Linked DNA regions of Homo sapiens: all the other regions are linked to region 1. A link is a contact called in ENCODE Hi-C or POLR2A ChIA-PET data. All regions are on one chromosome and are shown on one strand. Each heading gives the region's core, a stretch centred on a gene start or an enhancer-like site at or near the end of the contact. The rest is flanking DNA. Distances are from core to core; before and after follow the strand shown. Region 1 holds the start of PIM1 (Pim-1 proto-oncogene, serine/threonine kinase). Region 2 holds the start of DINOL (damage induced long noncoding RNA). Region 3 has its middle 4.7 kb from the start of MIR4462. Region 4 overlaps LINC02520 (long intergenic non-protein coding RNA 2520). Region 5 holds the start of CCDC167 (coiled-coil domain containing 167).

Region 1 (2,639 bases), core at 54-2,553:
ATGGATTATATAGTATTTTAATTTACTCATTTCACACGTCGTTATCAACTCTACATGAAGTTTAAAAGGACAAAGGATGCAAGTGGAATTGGTCAGTGTTCCGGGTTATTTCCAAGGGAGGCAGAGGGTGGGGGGTTTCCTTTGAGACAAGACTTGGGGTTGGCCAATAATTGCTGGTATTGCCTGCCTGGTAATAACAGGCTGATGAAAAGGTGACTACAACGTGAAAACTGGTTAAATCAAGCGCACCCTCCCACCCTCGTTTTAGATGAGGAATTTTCCGCCCTCACAGAAGGGGCTGAGGCAGCATCTGGCATCACAACACTAACATTTGCTTCGTGATTTCCTCTTTACCCGGCCCTTTGACACACATCCCTTCCCAGAAATCAGGATTCGCTGGTGCTTTTGCATTTCTAAAATGGGAATCCCGTGGCTGAGCTTTTAGCCGGCCGGAACGACTGAGGGCTGCATCCCTTTCCCGCAGGAGCGGGGCTCCCGCCTCCAGTTCTGTTCCAGGCCTGACTCCTCCACTCCCTCCGTGACTCATGTCCTGCGGATCCTTCGCCCCCGACGCGCCCCCCAACACACAAACCCCCAGAATCCGCCCCCAGCCTACAGCGCGACGTCAGCCCGCCCCAGCCGACTTGGAGGTCTCGGGTCTGAGTCACACAGAAAGACCACCCTCGTCGGCATCCCCACACACAGTCCGACACCCGGCGCGCCGGCCTCCCCGCCTGACACACTAACGCCCGTCGTCTCCGCGCAACTTGTTATGCTCCGGCTCGAGCCCTTGACCCAAAACCCTCAGCGAAACGGAGAGCCGCAGAGCCGGCCTCGGGCGGCCTTTGATGGCTTTGTTATTGTTTGGGTTTGAATCGATACGCCCCTCCCCATCCTTCCTCCCTCGCGGCCCTACACCCAGCTCCCGCCTCCCCTCACGCCCCGCGCCCCTCCCCCTCCATTTTGGCGCCTTTTCCTTCCCGCCACGTCGTGGCGGCGTAGAGACCATTCTGACCGCGAGAGCTGGGCGGGGCGGGGGCGGGGCGCGCCGAGTTATGCAGATCAATCGGCCTCTGGTTGGCTGGAGTAGCGCTGGCAGGGGCGGGGCCGGGGCGCGGCCACAGAGCGCGCGGGGCGGGGGCCGAGGGGAGTCGCCCAGTCCCGCCGCTTCCCCACCCCCTCTCCTCCCTCGGCCGGCCCGGCAGCCCTGCTCCCCGCCTTGGCCTCCCGGAGAGGCCCCGCCCCGTCCCCGCCCGCCGCGCCCTCCCCGCGCGCCCTCCCCGCCGGCGCGCTCCTCCCCTTTACTCCTGGCTGCGGGGCGAGCCGGGCGTCTGCTGCAGCGGCCGCGGTGGCTGAGGAGGCCCGAGAGGAGTCGGTGGCAGCGGCGGCGGCGGGACCGGCAGCAGCAGCAGCAGCAGCAGCAGCAGCAACCACTAGCCTCCTGCCCCGCGGCGCTGCCGCACGAGCCCCACGAGCCGCTCACCCCGCCGTTCTCAGCGCTGCCCGACCCCGCTGGCGCGCCCTCCCGCCGCCAGTCCCGGCAGCGCCCTCAGTTGTCCTCCGACTCGCCCTCGGCCTTCCGCGCCAGCCGCAGCCACAGCCGCAACGCCACCCGCAGCCACAGCCACAGCCACAGCCCCAGGCATAGCCTTCGGCACAGCCCCGGCTCCGGCTCCTGCGGCAGCTCCTCTGGGCACCGTCCCTGCGCCGACATCCTGGAGGTTGGGATGCTCTTGTCCAAAATCAACTCGCTTGCCCACCTGCGCGCCGCGCCCTGCAACGACCTGCACGCCACCAAGCTGGCGCCCGGTGAGAGCACCCCCCGCCTCCGGCCCGGGGATGCGGGGCGGCGGCGGGATCTCCTGGGTGGGGAGCTGGCGGCTCGCGGGCCGGCACTGAGTCCCCGTGCTTCCCCCTTTCCTAGGCAAGGAGAAGGAGCCCCTGGAGTCGCAGTACCAGGTGGGCCCGCTACTGGGCAGCGGCGGCTTCGGCTCGGTCTACTCAGGCATCCGCGTCTCCGACAACTTGCCGGTGAGTGGGCGCCCCGCGGTGGGGAGGGCGCGCCGGGCGGGGGGCGCACGGGCGTGCTTTAGCCCGGACGAGGGAACCTGACGGAGACCCTGGGCTTCCAGGTGGCCATCAAACACGTGGAGAAGGACCGGATTTCCGACTGGGGAGAGCTGGTGAGTGCCCTGCAGGAGCGACCCCCAGGATGAGTGGGTGGGGTGAGGGGCGCCCCCGACTCCCGCCCTAACGCGGCCCCCTCGCCCCTGCAGCCTAATGGCACTCGAGTGCCCATGGAAGTGGTCCTGCTGAAGAAGGTGAGCTCGGGTTTCTCCGGCGTCATTAGGCTCCTGGACTGGTTCGAGAGGCCCGACAGTTTCGTCCTGATCCTGGAGAGGCCCGAGCCGGTGCAAGATCTCTTCGACTTCATCACGGAAAGGGGAGCCCTGCAAGAGGAGCTGGCCCGCAGCTTCTTCTGGCAGGTGCTGGAGGCCGTGCGGCACTGCCACAACTGCGGGGTGCTCCACCGCGACATCAAGGACGAAAACATCCTTATCGACCTCAATCGCGGCGAGCTCAAGCTCATCGACTTCGGGTCGGGGGCGCTGCTCAAGGACACCGTCTACACGGACTTC
Region 2 (2,639 bases), core at 50-2,549, 490 kb before region 1:
CCTACCTGGGCTCCCATCCCCACAGCAGAGGAGAAAGAAGCCTGTCCTCCCCGAGGTCAGCTGCGTTAGAGGAAGAAGACTGGGCATGTCTGGGCAGAGATTTCCAGACTCTGAGCAGCCTGAGATGTCAGTAATTGTAGCTGCTCCAAGCCTGGGTTCTGTTTTTTAGTGGGATTTCTGTTCAGATGAACAATCCATCCTCTGCAATTTTTTAAAAGCAAAACTGCAAATGTTTCAGGCACAGAAAGGAGGCAAAGGTGAAGTCCAGGGGAGGTCAGGGGTGTGAGGTAGATGGGAGCGGATAGACACATCACTCATTTCTGTGTCTGTCAGAAGAACCAGTAGACACTTCCAGAATTGTCCTTTATTTATGTCATCTCCATAAACCATCTGCAAATGAGGGTTATTTGGCATTTTTGTCATTTTGGAGCCACAGAAATAAAGGATGACAAGCAGAGAGCCCCGGGCAGGAGGCAAAAGTCCTGTGTTCCAACTATAGTCATTTCTTTGCTGCATGATCTGAGTTAGGTCACCAGACTTCTCTGAGCCCCAGTTTCCCCAGCAGTGTATACGGGCTATGTGGGGAGTATTCAGGAGACAGACAACTCACTCGTCAAATCCTCCCCTTCCTGGCCAACAAAGCTGCTGCAACCACAGGGATTTCTTCTGTTCAGGTGAGTGTAGGGTGTAGGGAGATTGGTTCAATGTCCAATTCTTCTGTTTCCCTGGAGATCAGGTTGCCCTTTTTTGGTAGTCTCTCCAATTCCCTCCTTCCCGGAAGCATGTGACAATCAACAACTTTGTATACTTAAGTTCAGTGGACCTCAATTTCCTCATCTGTGAAATAAACGGGACTGAAAAATCATTCTGGCCTCAAGATGCTTTGTTGGGGTGTCTAGGTGCTCCAGGTGCTTCTGGGAGAGGTGACCTAGTGAGGGATCAGTGGGAATAGAGGTGATATTGTGGGGCTTTTCTGGAAATTGCAGAGAGGTGCATCGTTTTTATAATTTATGAATTTTTATGTATTAATGTCATCCTCCTGATCTTTTCAGCTGCATTGGGTAAATCCTTGCCTGCCAGAGTGGGTCAGCGGTGAGCCAGAAAGGGGGCTCATTCTAACAGTGCTGTGTCCTCCTGGAGAGTGCCAACTCATTCTCCAAGTAAAAAAAGCCAGATTTGTGGCTCACTTCGTGGGGAAATGTGTCCAGCGCACCAACGCAGGCGAGGGACTGGGGGAGGAGGGAAGTGCCCTCCTGCAGCACGCGAGGTTCCGGGACCGGCTGGCCTGCTGGAACTCGGCCAGGCTCAGCTGGCTCGGCGCTGGGCAGCCAGGAGCCTGGGCCCCGGGGAGGGCGGTCCCGGGCGGCGCGGTGGGCCGAGCGCGGGTCCCGCCTCCTTGAGGCGGGCCCGGGCGGGGCGGTTGTATATCAGGGCCGCGCTGAGCTGCGCCAGCTGAGGTGTGAGCAGCTGCCGAAGTCAGTTCCTTGTGGAGCCGGAGCTGGGCGCGGATTCGCCGAGGCACCGAGGCACTCAGAGGAGGTGAGAGAGCGGCGGCAGACAACAGGGGACCCCGGGCCGGCGGCCCAGAGCCGAGCCAAGCGTGCCCGCGTGTGTCCCTGCGTGTCCGCGAGGATGCGTGTTCGCGGGTGTGTGCTGCGTTCACAGGTGTTTCTGCGGCAGGTGAATGACGGGCGTGGGTCGGTGCGCGCTCGGCTTGCGCACACGGTGTCTCTAAGTGCGCGGGTGACGAGAGTCGGGATGTGCCGGAGACCCCGGGGCGGAGAGCGGGATTACAAGTACAGGAATCCCTGGTCACGCTCCCCGCCCCTGGAAACCCAGCTGGGGCGAGGGAGGGCGTGGACGGGACCGTTCTGGGAGCTCGCCTTTGGCTGCGGTTGGCTCCAGGCCCCAGGCGCAGTTTGCTCGCGGCGTGGGGATGAAGTCCGTGTCCCTGGAGGGGCCCAGGAAGGGCGAGGAAAGCGGAGTGGAGTAAGTTCGTCTAGGATCGGTCCCGGGTGGCTCTGGGATCCAATCTGCGCCGCCCTGGCCCAGGTCCCAGGTTCAGGTCCTTTACGCCACTGTGTCCACCACCTGGCTGAGCGCTGAGGTCAGCGCGGGCTGTTTCCTGGCCCTTGGGAATGTGCCAGGACCCGTCCCCTAAGGACTAGCGAGGAGGTGACTCACTGTGACAAGGAGACCCCAGGGAACGGACTGTATGAGGTCAGAACCCCGCCCGGGATGGGGTACAGCGGGACTCCAGAAGCCCTCTCCCCTGCCCCTTCGCGGTCTCCGTCCTCCCATCGGCACAGTGACCTATTTGGCTGGAACAGTTTGTTCCCAAGGAAGCCGGGCACTGGAGGTCCGGGACACCGCGTCGGGTCCCCGCTCCGCGGCGCGCTGTAGGGGTCGGGGAGTCACGGCCCTGCTCTGGGCGGGCTCTAACCAGCCTGTCAGTCGGGGAAGGGCAAGGGTCTCCTCTACCTCTTTCCCACCGCGGCCGGGAGAATCGCGGCCCAGCCTGTCCTCGGGTCGGGGCGCTGGACTCCGGGGCGGGAGCGGAGCCCACGCCTGGATGGGAGGCGGGGAGGGTTCATGTCTTTGAGGGGTGGGGGGTCTGGGGGGCACGACGCTGCTCAGGG
Region 3 (2,639 bases), core at 103-2,602, 390 kb after region 1:
CGGCACACCGTAGGTGCCCAGCATGAGTGCGTGGACACCACTCGTGTCTCTCACCATTGTCCCTAAAATCAAGCCCACAGTCCATGGAGGCTTGCCCTGCCAGCTCCTGAACAGCCGGCTGACCCACTCCGACGCCGCGGGCTCACCTTGGAGTAGTGCCCAAGCTGGGTGTCGCTTTATGAATTGGGCTGTTTTTGCCACCTGGGCTGGTGTCCCCACTCCCCACCCCATGCCACCCCCACTTTTCCTCTTACCTGGCTCTTTCTCATCTGGAAGGTCTTGGCCACAGTATCACCTACTTGGAGAGACTTTCCTGAGTGTAAAGAAGCCCCCACCGCCAAGATTCTCCCACGATGACGCCCTTTTACTTTGTAGCACCGAACCTGGTTTGTTGTTATATAATTGTGGTTTGTTTGTGGTCTGTCTCCTCCATTAGGCTAAAACCTACAGGGCACATGGCTTTTGTCTTCCACTGTGTCTTGGGGCCTGGCACAGGGTAGGGTACCAGGACCATGTGTTGAAGGAATGAATGAGGCTCAAACCTCTGCTCAGACTCAGGGCTCCTTAAAGATAGGAATCTACCTCCGTTTTCAGCCTGGGCCCCCTTCATCCCCTGCACAGGGCAGGGACTGCTTCCGCCCCTCTCCCCTTTCTCCTAGGGTCCCTTTGCTGCAGGCAGAGCTGGAGCTGGAGCAGAAGTGTGGCTGAGGCCACTGAGGAAGCATTCACAGCTCAGACCTGCAGCCTCCTCCGACCACAGAGCTAATGCTGTGGAGCTGACCACTTGGCACCAGAGATCTCCAGGGAAACCCTGCCAGCGCCCTGAGCTTATGGCCTGGCCTTAAACCTGCACCACTGGCTTCAAAAGTGCCACATCCTCTCCCTATCTTTAAAGATAGCACAGCACCTGCCTTCATGAATCCATTTCAGTGAAAGCGGGGCTTAAAAACCAGAGCTGTACAGCAACATACACACACACCCTAAACACATCCCCACTTCTACCTTCCATCTTTTCTCTTTCTGCATTCATTCCTCTGGCCCAGTCTCTGTGTCTCTGTTCCACTTATTTCTGTCTCTGTCAATCTGTGTCTCTTTCCATCTGCCTCTGTCCCTCGCTGCGTCTCTGCTTCTCTCTGCCACATTTTGTGTTTCTTTTCTGTCTCTGTCCGCTTGTGAGTGTTATTCTACATCTCATGCCCTCTCTGAGTTTTTGTTCATGTCTGCCTTCTCCTGTCACCCCCAAGGGCCCTGAGGTCCCCCCTCCCCTCATTCCTCCCTTCCCCCGTAGCAGCCACCTCTCTGGGTGCCACTAGCTCACGCTTAGCTCTTCAGGCAATCGTAGAAAGAAGAAAGGGAGGAGGATGCTAGCGGGGAGCTTGAAGCAAGTGGTGGGGCAGCAGTGAGAAGTAGAAGTAGCACTGAATAAATACGCAGCTGTCTCTTTTATCTCTTCTTGGCAGGAGGCAGAAGCTGGGGCAGGGGAGGCTCAGACGAATGGGCAGGGAGGGAGATGGATGATGGGGCCCAGAGTGAGACGGGGAGACTCAGGGCAGCCGACAGGACTGAAATGAAGGGGGATGTAAGTTTCCACAACCTCTGGCTCCTGGCAGGAGACTTTCCACCCTGATTACTAGGGACAGGGAATTGTTTAGGAGTCCAGGACACAAAAGGATAAAATAAGGAGACCGTGGGAAGAGCAGTAAGTGTGTGTGTGTGTGTGTGTGTGTGTGTGTGTGTGTGTGCGTGCGCACGCGCGCGCCCTACTCACTAGTCGCTAGTGCTATTTGCTAAATATTTCTGGGTCTCCTCTTCCGAATTGCACTCCCTGGCCCCCTTGTGGTTGGATGGGGCCATATGACCAGTTCTGGCCAATGGGCAGAAGAGAAAGTGTCACTTCCCGGCAGAAGAATGTAATTGCCAATGCAACATCTTCCAGAGGTCTTTCTTTCCCTCTGGCACTATGACCAGCAAGCTTTGAGCTAGTGGCTTCTCCATCAGTCTGGGCCTTGGGGTGATATGATGTGCAGAAGCTGTGACTGGCATGTCGCGTGAGCAAGAAGCAAGCCCTTTGGTTTTAAGCAGTAGAGGTTTTGGAGTTATTTGTTAATGAAGCATAGCCTTGCCTATCCTGACTGATGCAGTATACATGCCTGTGATTGTGTAGGTGTCTGTATGGAGTGTAAAGTGTCCAGGGATGTGTGTTTAAGCATGTGTATGTGCCAATATTTATTTAATACATATAGAAGCACGTGTGTTTAGAGGTTGTGTGTGTGAATACAAGTCTTGGTATTTTTGGTCCACACCCAGCAAATGGTGAAGAAGGAAAGTTTCCCTCTGCTGCTGTCTTACCTCCTGTTTGAGGTAGACACACAAAGGGCCAGATCTTGGGTCCCGCTTGCCTCCTAACCACCCGCCCAGCTTTAATCTCCACGTCTTCTCTTCTTCCTGGCAGCTGCTACCCTCTTCCCTGAGTGTTCCTGGGGTGGCTACTGCTTTTGGCTGCCTGGCACAATTTCCCTCTCTCCTAGCCCCAGGCAGAGTGACTGGTTCTGGGTTAGGTGTGTGGCCAGGGCCAGACCACTCAGACACCTTCCCCAGGATTTTGCTGCTGGAGCAAGCAGGGAAGTGGAGCGCACCTT
Region 4 (2,639 bases), core at 56-2,555, 350 kb after region 1:
GGTGAGTTTCATGGCCAGAATTCTCCAAGCGTCCTGGGGTGTTTGGGGCTGGCTGGCATCTTCCCTTGCTTTTTTTTTTTTTTTTTTTTTTGAGATAGAGTCTCACTCTGTTGCCCAGGCTAGAGTGCCATGGCACGATCTCAGCTCACTGCAACCTCTGCCTCCCAGGTTCAAGCAATTCTCCTGCCTCAGCCTCCCGGGTAGCTGGGACTATAGTGCACACCACCAAGCCCGGCTAATTTTTGTATTTTTAGTAGAGACGGGGTTTTGCCTTGTTGACCAGACTGGTCTCGAACTCCTGGGCTCAAGTGTTCTGCCTGCCTTGGCCTCTCACAGTGCTGGGATTACAGGCGTGAGCCACCATGCCCGGCAGCATCCTCCCTTCTTTCTGCAGTGTTTGCTGAGAGCTCTAGCAGCCTGATGAGCCCCCTCCCTGTGGGCTGGAAAAGAAAGTGTGGACCCTGGCTCATCAGCAGCATGAGATATGGGATGCAGCAGGGTGACGCTTGAGAGGCCTGCTTCCCCAGCTGCTGGGCACCATTCGTGCCCACCCGGTGGGGGAGAGCCTGCGGGTCATGGGCCTAGCGACAGCCTAGCATCAGAAGGCCCTGAGCAGACTGATCTCCGTCGCCTCACAAGACAGGTCACTTCCCTCCTGAGCTTCCAAGCCTTTACCTGAGCTGTTTTCTTGTCCCTTAAGTCTGTTGGTATTGAAGTCTGGGCGGCCTGACAGCCCTGGCAGGCAGCCCAGAGGCCAGCGCCCCAGGCAGACACTCTCTCTGCCTTATTTATGCAGCTTCGCGGCCGCTGCGATTGGGTGGCATTTGTGAGCACAAAAGAGAAGACTCGGGCATTCAGAAGGCCCTTTCAGCAAAGGGCGCCACAGGCCTGCTGGCTGGAAATTCTCCTGAGATCGGTTGGAGTCTATTTGCAGGCATGCAGGCATTTCTGTTTGCTTCCTGACCCTGGCCTCCTGGGCACTGGGGCGGGGAGGGGCAGGCCTCTGCATTCGGGGACAGGAAGGAGGGGGTTGGCACAGAGGTTTCTGCCAGAGCCTCCCTGCCTGGAGGACCTGGCCTTGTGGTCTTCCCCAGGCCCATGTGCCCTGCTTGCCTGCTCTCTCACCAACAGGGTGATGAGGTGGCATCCACTGGGGTCAGTCCTGTGCCACCTGGCCTCCCCCTCCCTGCCTCTGCAGCCCGCTGAGAAGTGAACAGAAGCTGCTGCAGTGTGGCTGGGAGTCAGCTAGGAAGGGCCAACCCCCTTAACTGGTGCCCCACGTGACTGAGGCTCCTTGGTCACATCATGATCTGTGGTACCCAGATCAAAGGTCCTGCCAGCAGTGCACCAAGCCCTCCTCTTGGCAGGAAGCAGCAGACTAGAGCAAGTGAGGGAGAGTCGAAGCTGGCGGGGGGGTTTTCCCAGACAACAGCCTGTCCCGTGCTGCTCCCTGCCAGCCCCAAATCAGGAGTCCCCCCACCCCCGCACCACCGTGTTTCTAGTCCTGAGAGTGATGGGCTGGGGGATGGAGCCTCTGAAAATTCCACGAAGGTATGGTGCCCGGTCCAGGCATGCCCTGTGGCCGTCTGTTGTTGATTTTTAAATCTGTTCACCCGGGAGTCCTAGTTCAGCTCAGCAGACAGCAGTATTTGCTTATTAATTTGTTTATTGATTTACTGGGCTGTACTTGGGGCTTCTCCCGGGAAGGACTCCAGACGCGCTGTGCCGCCCAGCATCCAGCCATCCGTCAGACTCAGGTTTGAGCTTAAGATGCCACAAGGCCTGCAGCGGGCAGACCTAGAGACAGTGCAAAACTCCCGGAGGATGGACTGGGCCATGGGGCACTGGAGAGACTGAGGGCAGTCGGGGAGGAGGGAGGCTGCCTGCAGCAGCTGCAGGACACAGGCACGCGGTACCGTGTGGGAATGGCGCCCCTGGAGTTGTGCAACTGGGCACTCCTGGTTTGGGCCTCTCCCTATAGAGCAAGGGTAACAGATGTCTTCTCAGGAGAGGCCCTTCTCTGTCTCAGATCGTATTTAAGAGGCCTCCTTCCAGAGGCAGGGGATGGAGGAGAAAACCAGTCCAAGGTCTTCGGTGCCCCAGAGGCTCAGATTCATGTCTTCGGATGGGTTTTCCAACGTGCCAGGATTAAGTAAGGCGAGGGGTGTTTCTAGCAACAATTCTCTCAGCTCTTGCATAATAATGCTACATTTTTTTTAAAAACCTCTGAGGACACGTCTGTGGCTTTGTCGCCTTTCTGAGGCATATGCTGACTACAGATTGTGGCAGCAGGATGGAGGGGAGGGGAGGAGAAGCGAGAGGAGGCCGCAGTGTCAGAACAGAATTCTGTCACGGATGTAGAAAGAGCCTTGCCTGAGGACTTGTAAGAGCGAGGTGGCTATGAATGTGGACTTGGCATGAGGCAGACCTGGCGTGAATCCTGGCTCCCTCATTTATGAGCTGGGCAATCTCAGGCAAGTTACTTACCCTTTCTGTGCTTCATCTCATCCATAAAGTGAGAGTCAGCTTGTCAGCCTCATAGGACTGATGTGAGGGTTATAGACGAGACAATGTAAGAAACACATTAGTATATAATTAGTTGCTACCTCCTTATCACACATGTAAGATGGGTGATGTGA
Region 5 (2,639 bases), core at 79-2,578, 330 kb after region 1:
TAATCCCAGCACTTTGGGAGGCTAAGGCGGGCGGGCAGATCACTTGAGGTCAAGAGTTCAAGACCAGCCTGGCCAACACGGTGAAACCCCGTCTCTACAAAAATACAAAAATTAGCCAGGCATGGTGGCACGTGCCTGTAATCCCAGCTACTCGGGAGGCTGAGGCACGAGAATCGCTTGAACCCAGAAGGCAGAGTTTACAGTGAGCCGAGATCACGCCACTGCACTTCAGCCTGGACAACAGAGCGAGACTCTGTCTTAAAAAAAAAAAAGCAGATTCCTTGTTAAGAATGCACATCAAAGTCCTACTGAATTACTCGGGGTGTGGGAAGAGTTCAACTCTCCATTTTTAACAAGCCCTGTGACTCTATGCATGCTAAAGTTTGAGAATCACTGAACTCACTAGTAAGCCTGAAGAAGACTATGACCCTGTACCTCTCCTGCAACCTCCGGGAGGATGCCCTAAGGGAAGGAAAACAGGGGAAGCAAGATGAATTTCCAGGAAGACCACCTGTGCTTGATTCCCAGGCTCCACCACTTCCACCATCTCAGCCTGGGTTCCACCTGGAACCTCAATTTCCTCATCTGTACAAACCTCACAGGCTTGCAGTGAGGATTAACAATGCAATGAAAGTAGCACATAGCGGTTGCTCAGTATGTATGTTTTCTTTCCCTTCTATATGCAGCAAATTATTTTTAAGCCATTCAGTGACATCACCAATTCCAGAATTCTCTTTACATATTCCCAAAGTAATTTTGAAGGTACAAGCTTCCATACTCCGGAGGAAAAATTTCCCCTTTTAGAGGATATTTAAACCATTAATAATATACACCAGAATGGGCTCCCTCATCTTTGAGTCCTAGCCCTTTGGGAGTTCTCCTTAGATTCTACAGGTCCCTATTTCTCTGGGGTCTCCCTCACCTCTGTACCCATCCCTTTTGTTCTGTGTCCCCCGCTTTGAGTTCCCTCACTTCTATGCCAGGCCGTCTTTGGGGCTCCCCTTCACTTCCATGTCTCTTCCTCTCTGGAGATGCCCTCTCCAGAGAGTCTGGTTCGCCCATCCGGCACCTCCTCGGGCTCCCTGTCCTCCGGGAACCCCGTGGGCCTTCTCACCCCTCCCGTCCCTCTCCCCAAACCGCGTCGCCCTCTCATCCTACGCTTGGCTCCTCCTCCTATCTATAGCCCAGCCTATCCCTTATCCCGCGGCCAGGAGAAGGCAACTAACGAGGTGGCCCAACCCCCACTTTTCCCCTCACCTCTAGAGCGACGCCCAGATTCTCCCGCTTCTTTTTAGTCATGTTACTTGCCGGGATCCCCCAGTCATCACTGGACGCGCCCACCAAGTCGCTATGTGCGCATGCTCAAGTCTTCGTGCTTCTCCCTCATTGGCCACCGAGTCAGCGGGAGGTGGGGCTGCTGCCGTCGCCATCTTGTTGAGGGGCGCGGCCGGCTTGGTGCGGACATGTTTATGAGGGGCAACCTCTAGCTTGAGACCTCAGCCTAGATGGGTGGAGGGTGGAAAAGTCGGTACAGGGAGGCAGAATGTACAGCCCGGGAGTAGACCTGCCCCTTTCTTCCCCAGTTTTAAGCCGCTTTGCATCACTGAGAGCCTTTTTTAACCCCATGTTCTCTTTCAGTGTGTTTTGTGTTTCAGCAACAACCCCGTCCCTGTTTAGGCCACGCCCCCCATTCAAAGTCTGTCCATCCTTCAAGGCCGGTGCTGGAGCCTTGAGCTTCTCGGCCAATGGAATCTGATAATGGCCCTCTATTGTTATTTCTCCTTTGTGTCTTGACTTCTTTTTTTTTTTTTTTTTGGTTTGTTTTATTGTAAGAACAACCTACAAACATCACAGAAAACATATAACTGAGAAGCAGCATCCTTTATTCTACCAACTTTATCAGTTCCTCTTTGCTTCTGTTTATTCCTCCCAGGCTTGGCCTCACACACAGTATTTTACATTGTTGTAATCGTACTATACTGTACACCATAGACCCACGGCCTTTGAAATGTTTTGACTGTGACCCTACGATAAAAAAATGTATTTTATACCATGGCCCAGTTACCCATGAAACCAAAACCAAAGTTTCACAGTAAGTACCTTTACCTCCTGTAATGCACTCTGTTATTTTGTATTCTTGCCTATTTAATTAAAAAAAAACAAAGTCGGGCACGGTGGCTCAGGCCTGTAATCCTGTGTCTGGAGTTGGTTCCTTCAGGTGGGTTCTTGGTCTCACTGACTTCACGGTGAGTGTTACAGCTCTTAAAGGTAGCACGGACCCAGAGAGTGAGCAGCAGCAGGATTTATTGTGAAGAGCAAAAGAACAAAGCTCCCACATCATGGAAGGGGACCTGAGTGGGTTGCCACTGTTGACTGGGGGATGGCCAGCTTTTATTCCCTTATTTGTCCCCTGTTACAGAGCACTGACTGGTCCATTTTACAGAGTGCTGATTGGTGCATTTACAGTCCTTTAGCTAGACACAGAGTGCTGATTGGTGCATTTTTACAGAGTGCAGATTGGTGCATTTACAATCCTTTAGCTAGACACAGAGCGCTGATTGGTGCGTTTTTACAGAGCACTGACTGGTGCATTTACAATCCCTAGGTAGACACAGAGTGCTTATTGGTGCATTATAATC

The links. A loop is a pair of places that touch in the nucleus more often than their neighbours do. ChIA-PET counts read pairs that join two places held with the same protein, here RNA polymerase II (POLR2A). Pooled maps may share reads with other maps.
Region 2: a loop to region 1 is called in a map of B cell, with 2.3 times the contacts of the local background. The contact joins the promoter of DINOL here to the promoter of PIM1 in region 1. A Hi-C loop is called at or near these places in 2 of 168 maps with a recorded cell type or tissue (B cell and naive thymus-derived CD4-positive, alpha-beta T cell), 8 of 37 single-sample maps with no recorded cell type and 14 of 50 pooled maps. POLR2A ChIA-PET finds 5 or more read pairs at or near these places in 3 of 52 experiments (HepG2, RWPE1 and activated T-cell).
Region 3: a map with no recorded cell type shows a loop between it and region 1 (3-fold over the local background). The contact joins the enhancer-like site here to the promoter of PIM1 in region 1. A Hi-C loop is called at or near these places in 1 of 168 maps with a recorded cell type or tissue (GM12878), 12 of 37 single-sample maps with no recorded cell type and 4 of 50 pooled maps.
Region 4: a map of CD8-positive, alpha-beta T cell shows a loop between it and region 1 (4-fold over the local background). The contact joins the enhancer-like site here to the promoter of PIM1 in region 1. A Hi-C loop is called at or near these places in 2 of 168 maps with a recorded cell type or tissue (CD8-positive, alpha-beta T cell and naive thymus-derived CD4-positive, alpha-beta T cell) and 5 of 50 pooled maps. POLR2A ChIA-PET finds 5 or more read pairs at or near these places in 2 of 52 experiments (CD4-positive, alpha-beta T cell and GM12878).
Region 5: a loop to region 1 is called in a map of naive thymus-derived CD4-positive, alpha-beta T cell, with 6 times the contacts of the local background. The contact joins the promoter of CCDC167 here to the promoter of PIM1 in region 1. A Hi-C loop is called at or near these places in 1 of 168 maps with a recorded cell type or tissue (naive thymus-derived CD4-positive, alpha-beta T cell) and 7 of 50 pooled maps. POLR2A ChIA-PET finds 5 or more read pairs at or near these places in 1 of 52 experiments (GM12878).

Annotation. Positions count from the first base shown.
Region 1 is chr6:37,168,849-37,171,487 of GRCh38, forward strand. It overlaps PIM1 (Pim-1 proto-oncogene, serine/threonine kinase), which reads left to right and starts at 1,304. Exons shown (of 6, transcript NM_002648.4): 1 at 1,304-1,809; 2 at 1,925-2,031; 3 at 2,133-2,183; 4 at 2,277-2,639. The coding sequence starts at 1,728. RefSeq lists an enhancer at 549-1,147 and silencers at 773-1,552, 1,813-2,132.
Region 2 is chr6:36,677,260-36,679,898 of GRCh38, forward strand. DINOL (damage induced long noncoding RNA) reads right to left here and starts at 1,300. Exons shown (of 1, transcript NR_144384.1): 1 at 350-1,300. CDKN1A (cyclin dependent kinase inhibitor 1A) reads left to right here and starts at 1,455. Exons shown (of 3, transcript NM_000389.5): 1 at 1,455-1,539. RefSeq lists enhancers at 1-355, 1,548-1,737, 1,749-2,336 and a silencer at 1,268-1,497.
Region 3 is chr6:37,558,784-37,561,422 of GRCh38, forward strand. No RefSeq gene overlaps it. Among named protein-coding and RNA genes, the nearest start is that of MIR4462, 4.7 kb to the left of the region's middle. Within about 2 kb of position 1,353, at least 2 of the 41 ENCODE cell types and tissues checked have a DNase peak (open chromatin) inside an H3K27ac peak, as active enhancers do.
Region 4 is chr6:37,515,391-37,518,029 of GRCh38, forward strand. All of the region lies in intron 1 of LINC02520 (long intergenic non-protein coding RNA 2520), which reads left to right. Among named protein-coding and RNA genes, the nearest start is that of LINC02520, 9.4 kb to the left of the region's middle. RefSeq lists enhancers at 1-717, 718-1,502, 1,375-1,424, 1,515-1,894. Within about 2 kb of position 1,306, at least 20 of the 41 ENCODE cell types and tissues checked have a DNase peak (open chromatin) inside an H3K27ac peak, as active enhancers do; they include CD4-positive, alpha-beta T cell, CD8-positive, alpha-beta T cell and GM12878, where a contact is called at or near this core.
Region 5 is chr6:37,498,565-37,501,203 of GRCh38, forward strand. CCDC167 (coiled-coil domain containing 167) reads right to left here and starts at 1,329. Exons shown (of 4, transcript NM_138493.3): 1 at 1,258-1,329. The coding sequence starts at 1,299. RefSeq lists an enhancer at 1,322-1,521.